Regions from separate parts of the Homo sapiens genome. Here region 1 is linked to region 2. A link is a loop called in an ENCODE intact Hi-C map of the cell type or tissue named here. Cell type or tissue: Caco-2. All regions are shown on one strand. Each heading gives the region's core, and the rest is flanking DNA. Links, peaks and the distances in the headings are about the cores only.

Evidence for each region. Peaks named below come from ENCODE experiments on the same cell type or tissue, not always from the same donor. Only the 100,000 strongest peaks of a DNase experiment are listed, where the experiment ranks them.
Region 1: a loop joins it to region 2, with 7 times the contacts of the local background. A loop is called at or near these places in 5 of 110 quality-filtered maps.

What each region holds. Positions count from the first base shown.
Region 1 is chr11:76,961,539-76,964,452 of GRCh38, reverse strand. The region is part of intron 3 of ACER3 (alkaline ceramidase 3); the gene reads right to left. All of the region lies in intron 1 of ACER3-AS1 (ACER antisense RNA 1), which reads left to right. Among named protein-coding and RNA genes, the nearest start is that of B3GNT6, 71 kb to the left of the region's middle. RefSeq lists an enhancer at 1-1,051 and a silencer at 1,273-1,332. In Caco-2, for the core only: no CTCF peak of the experiment used is centred there; DNase peaks (open chromatin) are centred at 872 and 1,332.
Region 2 is chr11:77,035,087-77,038,000 of GRCh38, reverse strand. All of the region lies in intron 1 of B3GNT6 (UDP-GlcNAc:betaGal beta-1,3-N-acetylglucosaminyltransferase 6), which reads right to left. ACER3-AS1 (ACER antisense RNA 1) reads left to right here and starts at 2,317. Exons shown (of 3, transcript XR_007062792.1): 1 at 2,317-2,433. In Caco-2, for the core only: no CTCF peak of the experiment used is centred there; DNase peaks (open chromatin) are centred at 1,262 and 1,600.

The DNA.
Region 1 (2,914 bases), core at 221-2,720, 73 kb after region 2:
AGCTGTCAGACAGGGACATTTAAGTCTGCAGAGGTTACTGCTGCCTTTTGTTTGTCTGTTCCCTGCCCCCAGAGGTGGAGCCTATAGAGGCAGGCAGGCCTCCTTGAGCTGTGGTGGGCTTCATCCAGTTCGAGCTTCCCGGCCGCTTTGTTTACCTACTCAAGCCTCGGCAATGGCAGGCGCCCCTCCCCCAGCCTCACTGCTGCCTTGCAATTTGATCTCAGACTGCTGTGCTAGCAGTGAGAGAGGCTCCGTGGGCGTAGGACCCTCCGAGCCAGGTGCGGGATATAATCTCCTGGTGTGCGGTTTGTTAAGCCCATTGGGAAAGTGCAGTATTAGGGTGGGAGTGACCTGATTTTCCAGGTGCCATCGGTCACCCCTTTCTTTGACTAGGAAAGGGAATTCCCTGACCCCTTGCACTTCCTGGGTGAGGCGATGCCTCGCCCTGCTTTGGCTCACGCACATGCACTGCACCCACTGACCTGCACCCAATGTCCGGCACTCCCCAGTGAGATGAACCCGGTACCTCAGTTGGAAATGCAGAAGTCACCCGTCTTCTGTGTCGCTAACGCCGAGAGTTGTAGACTGGAGCTGTTCCTATTTGGCCATCTTGGCTACTTGACCAGGTTTCTTTTCTTAACGCAGCATAATGTGGCTTACTTTTCAACCTGACTTTGGTATAGCATCACATGACAAGGAAATCAAAGGACCTCTTGAGACTCTATTGTCCTGAGATAGGAATAATACAGGGTGGAGAAGAAATTCCAGGCAGCAATTTCACATGACTTAGAGTCTTTGGGCTGGTAAGATCCTGAAAAACAGGGTGTGGACCAAGCTGGCTAAGACCGATTGGATCCAGCATGTCACTGGATTTGACCGAGGTTTCACCTAGGACCTCATTATATGCTCATTAACATACTAAACCACAAACCCAGCAGCACCATTGAAATAGGTCAGGGTCACTGGTCTCGTTGTCTAATGTGTTATCCGAGCTTGTGGTCTCAAGAAAATTAAGGAGTGTGGACCCAAAGAATGAGGTTGGAGGAAAAGTTTAATAAGCAAAAGAAGAAAAGCTGAATTGAAAAGCTTTCACAAGAAACTGCTCTCATGTCTGTAAGTGTTTGAGAAACTTATCTATGCATAACTTCCCTTTATGTAGTTGTGGGTATGTCTCTAGGTAAGCATAAAGTGAAACTTTTTGTTTGTATAATTGTGGTTTTGTTTAAAGTAAGCCCCCCTCCTCCCTCTGCAAGTTTCCATGGGGCCCACTGTGTACATGTCTGAAAAGGGGAGGAAACTTCCTGGGAGCTCGCTAATCATACAAAGAGCAAAAGGCTTCTATGCTGGACTTTTCCTGCCTTGCCTGCTTATCTGTGGCTTATCTGTGCAGGTGCACTGTAGCTGCGATTTTTCAGGCAGGCAGCTTCTACAGTCTGAGTTTTTCTCCAAGCTGCTCTATCTTGCCTGTAGCTGTGATTTTTCAGGCAGGCAGCTTTTCCAAGGACCAGCCTTAACCGTTTACCTAACTAATTTTTCCTTTTCTTCTCCCTCACTATGACAGTTCCAGGAACACCTATTGGGTGGCACCACAGTTCTGATAAATCTCTACCTTTTTCCAGGAATTTTCATGAATATTCCATTCCTTGGTTAGAGAAACACATAAAGGTAGCAGCCCCAAACCCCACTGCATGACACTCTCTCAAGTACACCTGCACTCCCTTGAGTGTGTACTTTTACTCTTTGCAATAAATTTCTTTACTTTCATTATTTTTCGACTTGTCCTTGAATTCATTCTTGTGATGGTGCCAAGAGCCTAGACATTGGCTAGGATAGAGGTCCACTGCTGTTTGGGGACTTCCCCCAGCCCACCAGTATCACACCATGCCATGGTCACTAATATTGGCTCAGAATAAACCTTTAAAAAATACTTGACAGGCCAGGCACAGTGGCTCACGCCTGTATTCCCAGCACTTTGGGAGGCCAGGTGGGTGGATCATCTGAGGTCAAGAGTTCAAGACCAGCCTGGCCAATGTGGTGAAACCCCGTCTCTACTAAAAATACAAAAATTAGCGAGGCATGGTGGCGGGTGCTTATAACCCCAGCTACTCAGGAGGCTGAGGCAGGAGAATCGCTTGAACCTGGGAGGCAGAGGTTGCAGTGAGCCGAGATCACACTACATTCCAGTGTCACTCTGGGCGACAGAGTGAGACTCCATCTCAAAAAAAAAAAAAAAAAATTAGCTGGGCATGGTGGTGCACGCCTGTAACCCCAGCTACTCGGGAGGCTGAGGCAGGAGAATCACTTGAACCTGGGAGGCAGAGGTTGCCGTGAGCCAAGATTACACCACTGCATGCCAGCCTAAGTGACAAGGGTGAAACTCCATCTCAAAAAATAATAATAATAAAAATTAAAAATAATAAAATAAAGATATTTGACAGGGTTTAGTTTTTCCATTAACACATATAATTTTGATTTGTCCCATTAGTGATGATTAGGTTGCTTGATTAAGGTGTTTCCCACTTGGCTTCTCCACTGTAAAGGTATTCTTTCTCCCCTTTTTAAGTATTTTGTGGAAAGGTACTTTGAAACTATGTAAATATACTCTTTAACATCAAACTTTTTCTTTATTCATTTATTTATACTCATGTATTATTTCATTTAATACATCATTTATTATCTAGTATGGACTCAGATTTCCCATATTACTCATCGGGTTACATTATAACTATTATAACCCATTACCATTTATTTTGATGCTCAAATTGCCCCATATTTGGCCAGCAGGAACCTCTTCAAGTTGGCTTCAGTGTCCTTTTGACATATTCCCATAATTTTTTGAGCCTTTCCATTTTTTCTGGCATAAAAAGATGATCTAGGCTGATATTGTCCTTTTTTTTTTTTCTGCCCCAGCCCT
Region 2 (2,914 bases), core at 272-2,771:
CCCTCCTCCTCCCTCTTCCCCCTCCCCTTCCCCCCTCCTCTTCTTCTTCTTCTTCTTCTTTCTTCCTTTCTCCTTCTTCTTTTTTTTTGAGACAGGGTCAGACTCTGTCACCTAGGCTGGAATGCAGTGGTGTGATCGTGGCTCACTGCAGTCCGCACTTCCCAGGCTCAGGTGATCCTCCCACCTCAGCCTCCCAAATAGCTGGGACCACAGGCATGTGCCACAGTGCTTGGCTAATTTTTTCTATTTTTTGTAGAGACAGTGTCTTGCCATATTGTCCAGGCTTGAGCTCAAACTCTTGGGCTCAAGTGATCCTCCCGCCTTGGCTTCCCAAAGTGCTGGGATTACAGGTGTGAGCCACCGCACCTGACCTCTCTAATAATAACCTTTAATAGTGGAAGGCCTCTAGGGCTCTGACTTAGACACTCATTTCACCTTTGTCCAAGATGGTCTCCTTCACTGTTAGGACCTCCGAGCTCCAGAGCCACATGTCCATCCAGCCGCCTGACTTAACAGCTCCATATGGCTGTCCACAGCCACCTTGGATGCTACTTGAACTCTCATCTTCCTCCCCCAAGCTGTCCCGGAGTGCTGCCATCCCCTGGGTTGTTCAAGCCCAAAACCTTGCTTGACTCCCTCCTTCCCCTCGTTTCCCCACCCAAGCCCCGTTGATTCTCTCTTCTGCATTTTTCATCAACCTACCTGCTTTCATTCCCTCTATCAACAGGTTGATCCAAACTAACATTCCCGCCTCACATGAAGTAGCGTCCTGCTTGGTGTCTCTACACACCATCTTGCTCTCGGCCGACCTCTCCCCTCCCGCAGCTGGAAAAACCTTTGAATTACGTAGATTTATGCCGCTTCTCATGCTCTTTTCCTTAGCTTCCCTGTGATCCACCTGGCCTTGCCCTCAGCCCAGTGACAGCCTCAGACTGCCAGACCTCTTGCTACCTCAGAGCTTTTCCTTGTGCTGTCCCCCTGCCTGGATTGATGTCTCTCTCCCTGCTCTGTCTACTTAAGAACTCAGTCTCTGGGTCCACTTGACAAGGCATATTCTTGGGGAAGCTTGAATGAAGCCCAAAGGAGACCAGGTACCCTGTTAGACATTCTCAGCATGTGATTTGTTTAAAGATTATCTTCCCTCCTAGGCTGTAAGCATTTTAAGGATAGGGATCACACCAGTCTTCACCGTTGTATTACCAGCACCCTGCATAGGGTGGGAGGTTAGGACAGCCGAGTAGTAGGAAATGCTGGCTGCCTGGATTCAAATTCCACTGCCACTGCTTTCTAGTGTTGTGATTTTGAGCACGTTGACTTAAGCTCTCAAATACCTGCCTCTGAAGAGTTACTGTGAAGACCAAATGATAATGTGTGTAAAGAATTTACTATGGTCCTTGGCACATAGTATTCAGTAAATATTAGCTGTTAGGATTATCAAGGTGCCGATAAATATTTGCTGAAAGACTGCTTTTCGAAGAGTGTGTGCTCAATAAATACTTCCAGGTATTTTGCACATAGGTGTTATTGCACCGAACCCTATTGCTTGTGTATTACAGTCCATACACAATGTCTAGCACAAAGCAGGCATTCAGTGAAAGAATGGGAGCAGTGAACTACAAATGCAAGTGTGAGAACCCTGCAAAAGTGTGGATGTAATCACTGAGTGCTGATAAGAAATACTAGAGTATTATATAGTATATTGCTCTTCACTTATTCCTGCTTCTGTGTTAGAGGCACTGTGAGAAGAGGGCTTGCGAGATAAGCTATGTCTCTTTTACCGTCAACTGTCTACTCAGTGCGCAGTCCTGTGCCTGGCACATTTGGGGAATGCAATATTTTTTTTTCAATGAATGAAAGAATAAAAAAATGAATGAAAACAGAATTTGGAGTCTGAATAACTGAGTTTGAGCCCCAGCTTCTTTCCTGAGTTAATCTCCTAGGTTTCAATATCCTCATTTGAAAAATTGAGAAAGTTAACATTCATTTTTCAATGAAATAAGGAGAGAATCCTGTTTATGTTAACGTGCTACACAAATACTAGTTAAAAAAGTTAAGCATCCCCCATCATTTCTGGAAAGAAAAATAATCTTCTTAATGTAACAATAAATCTTGTTTCAAAGAAGTTTGCGTTTACTCTGATAAAACGGATAGAAGATCTTGGATCACAGCCAACTTCTGATGTAAAGGAAAAGGTGTTGGGCAAGGCCCTGTTCCCAAGGGCGGTGCTGGCTCGCTCACCTCTGTTCTTGGATGCCACACTGTGCAGCCTGAGGGCTTTGACTTGCTGTGAAGTATTGGGCATTTCTCTCTATGGTTCTTTTTCATCAGGCATCCTGGAGCCCATGCACCTTAAACTTTGCCAGCCTCTGCTGGCCCTGATCCCTTGTCTCTCAGGACACAGCTCAAATACCACCTCCTCCAGCTCACCTCACGGTAAGTCCAGGTCAACATAACCTGTCTCCTTGTTGATGTCATGGCTGTTGAGTAGCAAGTTTGGTAAAGAGGACAAATCTGCCACTTACTCCATCCCTTTGAACCTCAGGTTCCTTGTTTGTGAGACTTTGGGCAACTCCTTTATCTCAGTGTCTCAGAATTATATGAGTTAATTCATGTAAGGCATTCAGAGCCATGCCTGGCATGTAGTAGGCACCAGAATAACATTAGCAGTTGGCTAACACAGGAGACCATCTTTTTATGGATGAAGTCTAGCCTTCTCACACAGTATGGTATAAAGTTCCTCTTTATAAGCTTTATAAAGTTCCTCTGTGATCCTCTAACTGCAGGCATTTCTCACTCTGTTTATTGCCCCACACATATTAACACATCCATTTATTGCTTGCCTTTGCAATGCTATTCACTCTGCCTAGAATTCCCCTTTCTTTTTCTTTTTCTCGACTCAGTGCAACCTCAGGCT